Linked DNA regions of Homo sapiens: region 2 is linked to region 1. Evidence: chromatin contacts called from ENCODE Hi-C or POLR2A ChIA-PET data. All regions are on one chromosome and are shown on one strand. The core of a region is the stretch at or near the end of the contact, and the rest is flanking DNA. Distances in the headings are between cores, read along the strand shown. Region 1 holds the start of GPR19 (G protein-coupled receptor 19). Region 2 holds the start of GPRC5A (G protein-coupled receptor class C group 5 member A).

Evidence for each region. Hi-C counts contacts between places; a loop is a spot of excess contacts on that map. ChIA-PET counts read pairs that join two places held with the same protein, here RNA polymerase II (POLR2A). Pooled maps may share reads with other maps.
Region 2: a pooled map shows a loop between it and region 1 (2.1-fold over the local background). The contact joins the promoter of GPRC5A here to the promoter of GPR19 in region 1. A Hi-C loop is called at or near these places in 2 of 50 pooled maps. POLR2A ChIA-PET finds 5 or more read pairs at or near these places in 2 of 52 experiments (MCF 10A and activated T-cell).

Annotation. Positions count from the first base shown.
Region 1 is chr12:12,691,432-12,697,432 of GRCh38, forward strand. GPR19 (G protein-coupled receptor 19) reads right to left here and starts at 4,752. Exons shown (of 4, transcript NM_006143.3): 1 at 4,634-4,752; 2 at 4,028-4,080. RefSeq lists enhancers at 4,500-4,659, 4,840-4,919.
Region 2 is chr12:12,887,630-12,893,135 of GRCh38, forward strand. GPRC5A (G protein-coupled receptor class C group 5 member A) reads left to right here and starts at 3,933. Exons shown (of 4, transcript NM_003979.4): 1 at 3,933-4,035.

The DNA.
Region 1 (6,001 bases), core at 3,502-6,001:
GACTTGACAGTTTCTCTGCCTTGTCCTCTTTGTGAACATCTACTCCTCTTTTCAAACCCTGCTGGGTTTTATCTTATCTGTAGTTCTATTTCTCTCCCACTCTGTATCCTTCCAAAATAAGTTAGTCACATTTTCCTTTTCACCATAGTACTTTAATTTTCATATATACTACTTATACGATTGCATATGTCATATTGCATTGACTTCATAGATTCTTGTAAGGTGGATGTCATCCAATTCATCTTTATACCTCTAGGATCTAAAACAGCAAAGTAGGTGCTCAGCGACAGTGTACCAGCACACTGAATAAGCATGACTTTTGAGATTAACCTAAAACCACCTAATTTTCATTTTCCACTGTCCCTTTGAAAACACCCTTCAAGGGTGTCTGGTTGCAAGGCTGGTTCTTCTCTTATCCCTGAATTAAAACTTGGGTGGTCCCATTACTTTTTCTGGTCATTTTTAGTTAAGAGATGTTAATAACTAAAATATCCAGTCCTATATAACAATCAAAAGTTGGCACCTGACTTAGTTTAGGCATTTCTCCCTCCTCCCAGTTTGTGCCTTCTGTAGTAGATTTAACAAAACAGTGTGGCCACTTCTCTTTTTTCCTGACTTGTTTCCTTAGATCTTGCCCCTCCTAGTTTCTGATCCCTCCAGGGTTTGAGAGGAGGATGAGCAATACGTCTTACTTTGTTGGTACTAACATGAGCTGCCATCAGTTTCCCTGTACCTCACAGGTATTAAAGACTGATTCCTTATCTCAATGGGCACTTACGTGGGTTTAGGGGGACAAAACTCTACTTCTATGAATTTTTCAACTATAGCTCCTTTGACCAGCTGGCCACTTATCTAACTCCAGAAAGACCTTTAGCTTTTCCCTGCTGAAGTCTATTCCTCTCTTTGAGTGGTCATCTTGGTCAGGTCCAGTGATGACTCGCTGCTGGCTTCTCTTGTCTTTTTTTTTGTAATATTAGCCAGGTTAATGGCGGGGTTTTGCCATGTTGCCCAGACCGGTCTTGAACTCCTGGGCTTAAGCGATCCTTCTGCTTTGGTCTCCCAAAGTGCTAGGATTACAGGCGTGAGCTACTGCGCCTGACTCAAATTTAATTTCTTGTACCCCAAAAAGAGGCAGAAAGAAAGACGGACTGGATACCCTCATTTATAGAACCAGAACCCCATACTGGTACAATATGAAAGTTTCTGAAAAAGGTCCAACAGGTATTTGATATCCACAAAGCACAAAAGACCTAATTATAGTTGTTTTTTTTGTTTTTTTTTTTCTCCAACTGGGCTTAAGCCCCTTTCTCCTTTGCTTTCTGAGCAAAAGTACTACTGGCCTCCAGCAGCTGAAAAAGCCCTTAAGAAACTGAAGCATTACTTGTCTTTGGCTCTAGTCCTGGCTCACTCTAACCCATAAAAACCTTTAAAGACAGAGACCAATCTGTCTAGCATTCCTATCGGTCCCAGGAAGATTCTCTGTCACTCATGTGTGCCTGCTTTTCAAGAAAAGGAACCCAATTAAAGACAGGTAACTTCATGTGGCAAAAGATATTCTTGGCCATTATCACTACCTTTTTTGTCTTATATTCAATAACTAAAGTAGTATGGTGATTTCAACTTCTGAGTTATTTATAAACCTAGAAACCAGAATTGTCCTACTAGCAAGTAACTTGTCTCTTAGAAGCTGAAATTGCTGACCATGCCACTTGTATTCCAAGTGATTCTGTGTTCCCTGAAAGGCTACAAAGACAGGCTTGAACCTCACCTTTCTCATCTGTTAATAATAACAAAACCACTTGTGTGGTCAGAGCTGCCACATCAACCCTGATAGGCTACCGGAAAACACTTCATTATCAATGCCCTGCTGCACATGCATTCCCATGTACAGCAGCCTCTCATTGGAAAAGAACACACATTTCAATCATGCCTTGATGCCCTCCCCAACCAATGAGGTATTGCAGGTTGTAAAGATCCGCCCCAACCCACTACTGCCATCAGCCCTGCTGATGGCCCAAGATTCACCATGTGTAATGCAATAAAGACATCATTATCTGTGTTGCCTGTGCTAGATCAAAAGACCAGCTTGGGAGACTGACACTCTTCTATCTCTACAGCTAAGCCTGTGTATCCTGGCAATTATACTAATGGCTTTATCAATGACCTTTCCCAAATTAGTACGTTAACCCCATTCTTATCACAGTGGCCTTCCTCCTGAATAGAGCTCATGATGCCCTACTTATCTGCCTGTCTCAAGCTCTAAACTTCATTCCTCCAAACGTGTTTTCCAAAACGGAGTCTTGCTCTATCACCTAGGCTGGAGTGCAGTGGCACGATCTCGGCTGACCGCAACCTCTGCCTCCTGGGTTTAAGCAATTCTCCTGCCTCAGCCTCCGGAGTAGTTGGGATTACAAGCGCGTGCCACCACACCCAGCTAATTTTTGTATTTTTAGTAGAGATGGGGTTTCACCATGTTGGCCAGGCTGGTCTCAAGCTCCTGACCTCGTGATCCCCCCGCCTCCGCCTCCCAAAGTGCTGGGATTACAGACGTGAGCCACCGTGCCTGGCCCTAGAGGGAACTCTTAAAGCAGTGGCTCTCAACCTTTGTTGCAAAATGGAGGGTTTTAAGAAAGTACTGATGTCTGGGCTCCACTCGCAGAGATTCTGATTTAATTGGTATAGAGAAAAGCCAGGGCATTAGGATTTTTTTAAGCTCCCAAGGTGATTCTAATGTGTGGGCATGGTAGAGTACCTGTCTTTTTTTTTTTTTTTTTTTTTTTTTTTTGAGACGGAGTCTCGCTCTGTCGCCCAGGCTGGAGTGCAGTGGCGTGATCTCGGTTCACTGCAAGCTCTGCCTCCCGGGTTCACGCCATTCTCCTGCCTCAGCCTCTGGAGTAGCTGGGTCTACAGGTGCCCACCACCACGCCCGGCTAATTTTTTGTATTTTTTTTTTTTTAGTAGAGACGGGGTTTCACCGTATTTGCCAGGATGGTCTCGATCTCCTGACGTTGTGATCCGACCGCCTCAGCCTCCCAAAGTGCTGAGATTACAGGCGTGAGCTACCGCGCCTGACCCGGTAGAGTACCTGTCTTAAAGCTCCCTAAATACAGACGGACCTACGATGCACAGAGCATCCACAATTCAACTGATAGGTGGCATGTACTTTACACTAAGTTCTATGCTACCTCATTTTGTCATTACAATAATCCTATGGCACAGGCACTATTATCCTTATTTTATAAATTGAGAAACTGAGATTCAGACAGGACACACAGAGTGACTGGCAGACCCTAAAGTCAAAGCCCAGGTCTGATTCCCAATTGTACACACTTTATATGACATCATATCGAGATGTCATGCCTCTCAGAGCTGGATGATCCCACTCCCTAAAACAAGACACCCAGGCTTCAACCCTGAAATCCTATTCCATTGCCTCCATGGATTTTTCCTGCAGCATTTTCCTATGCACTTCACACATACAGCGCAGCTGCCAGGATATACTTTAGGCTGCCAAAATGAAATGAAGTCACTTTCTTGGTAAGTGATTACCATGCCTGGCTCTTTACTGAAGTACTTCCATTCTATATATTCACACTGGGATCCTTCTCCATCACTGCTAGCTTCAATCCTGTGGCTTTCCATATTTAGTTTTTCTTACAGATGAAGTGATACTCTTTACCTATCAGCCATTCCTTTGTTGGAGTAAAATTACGTATTCCATCAGCATTCTTCTGCCTTGTACTCCAGATAGTATACAAAGAATCAAATTATAGTAGCTAAGTGGCATAGAATTGCTGCCGATATCAAGATGGACTCTAATATCTAGTGAACTGGGAGGCTAGAGGCTAGAAGTATGTACTTCTGTAAGGTGTCAGTGACACATCTGAGTAATGTGGTAGCTAAATGCCACCATTTCATTCCATGAAATCCACATTTCATTCTGGCTAAAGGGTAAAGCTGGTGAGAGGTGGGAGGGGCCAGGAGGCTCCATCGGAAGGAGGCAGACACTTCAGGTGTTGGGTGGTACCTTTAAGATGTTGCGGGGCCAAATCCAATGCCGGTGCAGGTGTCCCATATATCCTGAGAGACAAAAAGAGGTCAGATTGGTCAGATCCCTCGAGACAGTTCCCAAATTCCTGACTTCTGTTACCGCGACTGTTCTTCGCAATTCCACCTCGGCCTGTGTTCAGGACTGTGGCTTTTAGAATCTTCCTCATTCCATTCCATTAGGGGCGTCCCGATTTCCACCTTATATACACCATGTACTAAATGCATGCCATTTCTGCCTGTTTACAAACATGCATAAGTTCACACTCTTTTAAGAAAAATGTCCTCTACTGTCAACTTCTTTCTAGTCTGGCCTCCCAGGTAGGCTACAGAGCTACTGCCTTCATTTATCTCTCAAATCTTCCCATCTTCTCCTTCCCACTGTATTACCTTAGCTCACACTCACATCCTCTTGGTCACCAGCCAAAAAATAAATAAAACTCCTTTGTCCCTTCAGATTTCTCTCTTATTCTACAACCTCATTAATCGGCTCTCCCGCTCCCACTCCTTTACTACTTCAGTCGCTGAAACCTCCCCTCACAGAGTTCACGGCCAATATAAAAACGGAAAGAAGGGATGACCATACGAGCTTGTGGACTTTTGCCTGCAAAATCTCATAGAATGTGGTGTTGTGTACGTGAATCCATCAGATCAACGCGACGGACACTCCCCAAGGGCCAAATCGGACCGCCTCTCACTAGGCGGAAAGTTTTGAAACTTTTGCGCGCTAAAAATGATGAGCCAGACGCATGCGCAAACGTGCACTCCCGGGGTGGCGCTTCTCCTCAGGCAGATCTCGCGTGGTTTGGTGATGGCCGGCTAGTATGAAGGTTTTCCGTGGCGTTGAGATCCCACCCGCCCTTTTTTTTTTTTTTTTTTTTTTTTTTTTTTTTTTTTGCTGCCCCAGTGGATTAGGATTAGTGCTGCAGTCAAATGAAAAAGATCAAGACAAAAAATTAGGCTAATATAACTAGCCGACAGGCTAGCGGCATTTCTCTGGGGCCGAGGAATTCCACGAAGAAGATCTCTGCGAGGCCCAGAAGGCCGCACAACTACTTCTTCAGAAACAAAATTTTTTAAAAAAGTAAAAATAGAGGAAGTCAGCCAGTTTATCACCTTGGAACCAGCGTTTTGTTTGGCTTTTCCGCTTTTCACTCTACGAAAAAGCCCATTGGCGGCTACCCAGGTTACCGTCCTGTTGCCATTGCGCCTGCGCGGCGGTTTGTTTACCAGTCCAGGCGAAGCGCTGTGTCGCGGTTCTCGCCGCCCCGAGCGCCTTGGTTTGCTCCCTTGACGTGTAATTCGTAATGAAAGTCATGTTTTCATTTGGGAACACGGATCGGAGGTTTAAAACTGGACAGTTTAAGTGTCAACTTCAGACCAAAGAAAATAATGGTAGGGAAAACACTGGACACTCAGAAATCGGTGCCGCGTCAGAGCTGTCACGGAAGATGTTTCTAATGAACCTGAGGAAAACAATAGCACCACCCTAACCAGAACTAAAAAGTGGCAAGCAGCCACAGTTAATGAAACTCATAGGTGGCATTTAGTTACTTATTTAGAATGTAGGCCTAGTTATGGTAAAAATGCAAATAAGACCAAACCTAAGGTCCTCTTGCTCGAGCAAACCTCAAGCAAAACCTACATGATTTAAGACTGACTCTTGAAGCGAAGTAAAAAAAAAAAAAAAAAAAAAAAAGCAGCCATGCAAAATTTGAAACTTGGAGACGACTCTAGAAGCATTAACCCAAGAAAGCACAAGCCAACAAACAAATTTTTGAAATGGTTTGAAGAGCTCTTCAAAGTCAGTTTCAGGTGGCTTAGAAGAGGATGTTGCTTATAAAATGAGATCTGATGGAAACTTGTTTTACAGATATGACTGGATTCGTTTGAAAACAAAAAAAAAGGCAGGCAAAGTGACTTTTTAAAAAGTATTTTTATGGAAGGATTTCTA
Region 2 (5,506 bases), core at 2,683-5,182, 200 kb after region 1:
AGTATGGTCTTTCTCGTACTTCTGTTGTATTCCCTACAATGCATGGTGCTTAGGTGGCTCTCAAATGCTTCCAGTGATTGAATGGAAGAACCACTATTAGCAGGAACCTGGCAGGAGCTGTGGTTCACCGACACTAGCAGCTCCAATAAAGTAATAACCTAAGGAAATGGAATTCCTCTCCGCCTTCCTCCAACCAACTCAGGTACTTCTTATATGAGATTTAATTGAGGTCAGGGAAGGGAACAAGTAGCACCTTCCATCCTGCCAGTAAAAAAGCAAAGGGAGAGAAAGGGGAAGCCCCAGGCCTGAGGTCCTGCAGCCGGGAATTCCAAGGCGGCATTAGGAAGGGGGTCAGGATCAGGGCACTGGCAGAGCCGTCTCTTTTCTTGCTTCCTTCCTGCAATCAAGAGTGGGGATCTCGGTGGTGATGGTTGGTGGACATCAGAAGGGAAGGGGTCAGCAGGGACTGAGTTCTGGGACTTCCTGAATGAGGCAGACCCAGGCCCGTGATCTTGGGCCATAGGCCCCCTAACCCCTGCCCACACGTTGCTGGCCTTGCAGCTGAATGAAGGTCCTCTACACCATCAGATCAGCCTCTCTTTTTGGGGGAACATGGCGCCCTTATTGTGGGGCTCTCTCTTCTCCTCTCCTCATTTCCAGTCTGGTGAGCTTTCTTCTGTGTTGCTCAACAAAGCTACCCATCACTTTCAACCGGGTGACACTCTAAGGATGATAACTAGAGTTGGGAGTGAAACATGGGTCTCCAGACCCCCGTCCTACTGTTTCTTTCATTTATTCCCAAGAACCCTCAACCTTGGTCTGCAGACCATTTTAATAGGATGAGAGACCTAGGAAGTGAATGATTCCATCTACTGGTCCTGTCCTTCTTCTCCTCTGGGGCATCTCAAAATCACTCAGATACCCCAGAATCACTCAGCTATTCCACCTGCCCTAGTCCTCCCTGTCTTCTTCCAGAGAGCCAGCCCCCAGGGACACAGGTGCAGGGCCGGGACTGGGAGAGGCAAGCAAGGGGACTAGAGCTCAGGATTTAAAGGGGCACTCACTCTTAAAGTTGTGGAGTGCCTCCTTGAAATCTGTGCTCTGGTTGCCTCATTGGCCTCATCTAGTCCTGGCTTTGTGCAGGCAGGTGTCTCCATAAAGGGATAGGAGGAGACCAAGAGGTTAAGAGGAGAGTAGAAAAGAGAGTACTAAGAGGACAAGGTGGGACATCCAAAGTCAATGGCACTACTCAGGAGGCTGAGGCAGGAGGATGGCTTGAGCCCAGGAGTTGGAGGCTGTAGTGAGCTATGGTGGCCTGTGAATAGCCATTGCACTCCAGCCTGGGCAACATAGTGAAACACTGTCTCTAAGAATAACAACAACAACAAACAAAGCCAATAGCAAAGTGAAGAGCAATGACTGAAGACAGGTTCAGAACAAGCATCCCCACACATGCTCTCTGTCTCACACACCCTGGACCTGCCAGACAGATACCATCCAGAGAACAGTGAACAAAGGAAAGATCAAATACACTCATCACATTCTCATTAGGAGGACCTAATGGGAATGTGGTCCTGGGGAGGGGGTGTAGAGATAGGGTAGGATCCCCAAAACCACATCATCTTTGTTCTTTCACCATCCTCAGACTTGACGTCTTTTGCTCGATGTCATGAAACTCACCCTAGACATGGTGATTCAGACTCCGTGCTGGAAGAGCCACCAGGGACAACTAGTCCTCACTATCCAGTGTGGTAGCCACAAGCCACACACACTTTTTGAGCAATGGAAATGTGGCTGGTCCACACTGACAGGTGCTTTAAATATAAAAGACACACTGGGTTTTTGAGGATATAGTTGGAAACCAAAGAAGTAAAATAGCCCCTTAATATTTTTAAAAATATTGATTACATGTTGAAATGATCATATTTGGGATCATATTTGGGTAAAAAATATACAGTGTTATTAAAATTAATTTTCCTGTTTCTTTGTACTTCTTTTAATGTGGCTAGAAATTTAACATGACATATGTGGGCCAGGTGTGGTGGCTCCCACCTGTAATCCTAGCACTTTGGAAGGCCAAGGCTGGAGGATGGCATGAACCCAGGAGTTTGAGACCAGCATGTGCAACACAGCGAGACCTTGTCTCTATAAATAATAAAAAGAATTACTTGGGAGGCTGAGGCGGGAAGACTGCTTGAGCCTGGGAGGTAAAGGCTTACAGTGAGCCATGATGGTATCACTGCACCCCAGCCTGGGTGACAAAGTGAGAGTGTCTCAAACAAGAAACAAACAAAAAAATTAGCCAGGTGTGGTAATGCACACATGTGGTCCTGGGTGCTTGGGAGGCTGAGGTGGAAGGATAGCTTGAGCCTGGGTGATTGAGGCTGCAGTGAGCCGATTGTGCCATTGTACTCCAGCCTGGGTGACGGCGAGACCTTGTCTAAAAAAGAAAAAACACACAAAAAATAAAAAACAAATGTGGCTTATGTTTGTGGCTTGAATTATAGTTCTATTGTACAATGGTAGTCTAGTTCAACTTCTTGAACAGACGAGAACGCTGGGGTCCGGAGAGAAGCCCTGACTTAGCGGATGGCACACACTATAAAGCACTGTCATTTGCAGTCCCACCAGTCTCTCAGTACCCACCCCCACTCTGCCACACACACCCCTGGGAGTCTTAGGTGTGAAATGGGTGGACTCACAGACCCCTGGGCTGCATACCTCAAAGTGTTCCAACACTCAAGGCACTGCCTGTGGTTTTTTGGGAGTGAAATAAAAACCTAACAATGGTGGGGTCACAGTCTCCAGTAGGTCACATTTTAAAAGCACTTTAGGCTCTGGAGACTTGGGGTGTGGGGAGAAGTGAAGAGAAAGCTGGGGAGCCCTGGGCCTTCCCCCATTTCTTCATATGCAGAATAATCCAGATTAGTTTACCAAGCGCGCTGATAACCACTTTAAAAACAGAGTCCCTCCTGCCTCCCCGTGGCATGGGGTAGAACCTGGCTTGAGCCCCGACACAGGCGGGCAGCCACTCCAGGATCGTTCCACACGTAAACAAAGACGAGTTTCGGTCCGATTGGCTTGATCCTGGAAGAGGAGTGGGCAGTGGAGGGAGGGGAAACCAGGCACCAAAGCAAATTCCTTCATTTCATAATTTCATCTGGCGCCCCCGTTCAATCAGCCTGCATTGTCGAGGCTTTAGGAGAGGCAGTTAGGAAAGGAGAGATACTGATCTCTCAGCCCCAGGGCAGCACTAATGGTGCCTGTCTAGACTCTGACAGGTGGAGCTGCTGAGCTAACTACGGACCTGGTGGGGGAAGTTTTCCTTGGCTTTCACGTGGCTTTGGCTGGGGAGCCCTGAGAAGGTGGCTGCCTCCTTTTTCTGAAGCCTGGCTTCCCATACGGCAGTGGCTGGGGGAGAGTGATGGAGAGAAAGGCTAAGCTAAGGTCAAAGAAAGTGGAGGAAGGCTGGCTTGTCCCGCTGGACTTGACGGCGGAGCTGCTGCAATCTCGCGGGCTGGGCCCTTGCCCCGGGTGGACCCGAGTGCCTGCGGGGAGGCGGGTGTGGCTCCCCCGGGAGGTGACAGCTGGCGGGGCCCGTAAGGAGCTGGTCTGCTCCGGCTCCCCTCTCGTAGCCGGCGCCCTGGGACCAGCGCGTGAGCACGTCTCGGAGGAGTCCGATGCGCTGGGCAGGGCCGGGTGGTCACCCCCGCCCAGCTTCCAGGGGTGACTGTGCCTCTGACGTCAGACGGTTTTTGGGTCATTCCCTGGCACGGGGACTTTATTTTCATAACAGCATGAAGTGCCGTGGAACTGGAATAGGCGTGTCCTCTCCCTCGACCCTCCCCCTCCTTGTCCCTCTGCTCACCCCTCGCTCGTTCCCTCCCTCCGGCGAGGGCCGCCTTTATAACAACTGCTCAGAGTGCGAGGGCGGGATAGCTGTCCAAGGTCTCCCCCAGCACTGAGGAGCTCGCCTGCTGCCCTCTTGCGCGCGGGAAGCAGCACCAAGTTCACGGCCAACGCCTTGGCACTAGGGTAAGTGAGGCGCCAGGAGCCCAGAGCGCTGGGGCCTCCGGATTTAAATCGTCTGGGGAGAGCGGGGCGTTGGGAGGGGTGGGATAGAAGAGGAGAGAAATCCTGGTAATGGAATACAGTTGGCTATGAGAAAAAAATTCCCTAGGAAACAGTTCCTCTAGTTTAACAACTCAGATTTTTTTTTTTTTTTTTCCCCTTTGCGGGTTTCCTAGGCTAAGATAGAGGCAGAGAGCAAAGAGATAATCAGGGTAATAGTTTCTGCTCGGACACATTCTACAAACTTTGAGTAGATGGAATCCGGCCAGGCAGGAGGTGAGCAGCTCTGGGATCACTCTGCAGGAAAAGAATAGAGGGAGAAAGATCTCAGAGGACCCGAAGGTACTGGGAGTGGAGGGGGAGTGGGAAACAAGGGGCAGGGGCAGGAGGGAGGACACGGTGACAGCTACTATTTTACCCAGATGCTGCAAAAAGCCCTTCTGAGTTTTGGGAATTAGATCTAGAAGCCCATCCCTTTTCTCTTGATGTGTGGGCGGTCAGTTCCACTCTGGTGTGCCTTGAGTTGCTCAGAAACCTGGGACAGATGAAAGTTGAATGTGCGCTGAGAGTGCACCTTCCACTACCGACTTTATGGATAGGATTTGGGAATAGCATAGATGCTGTTCCATCTGGTCCCTTAAACATCCATGGGGAAGGCTGGCAAATAGCTTTATTTTATTTTTTGAGATGGAGTTTCACTCTTGTTGCCCAGGCTGGAGTACAATGTTGCGATCTCAGCTCACCGCGACCTCCACCTCCCGGGTTCAAGCGATTCTCCTGCCTCAGACTCCCGAGTAGCTGGGATTACAGGCATGCACCACCACTCCTGGTTAATTTTGTATTTTTAGTAGAGACGGGGTTTCCCCATGTTGGTCAGGTTGGTCTCAAACTCCCGACCTAAGGTGATCTGCCCGCCTCAGCCTCCCAAAGTGCTGGGATTACAGGTGTGAGCCCCCGCGCCCGGCCACAGATAGCTTTAAACATCCATGGGAAAGGCTAGCTAACAGCTGAAACCTGCTCAGAATCAAGGAATTTGAAGGACTTTCCATTCCTGACTTCTTTCCATTCCTGATTGTCTCCTCAGAGGCTTGTGTAAACACCACACCTGTTGAAGGGTTCGGCCGAATCAGCCACTGCTGTGGGTTCATTCCTGAAGGGGAACACTTCAGCTACTTCAGACACAATGGGCTAGGGACCACGGGAGGGGTGAGGGCGGAGGGGGCACACACCCTCCAGGTTTGCATGCCGGTGTCTGCTAGGTGAGGGAAGGAATGAGGGGAAGGAAGGGCCGGGAGAGGCGCTACGTGGGAAACAAGGGACCTCTCCAAGGGCGTGGAGAGGTGAGTGCCTCAAGGGCAGAATGGAATGAGCAGAACCCTTTGGTTTCCCGGGAAGAGCTCTCAACCTTGAGTCAGGAAGACTGATTTCTCCTCCC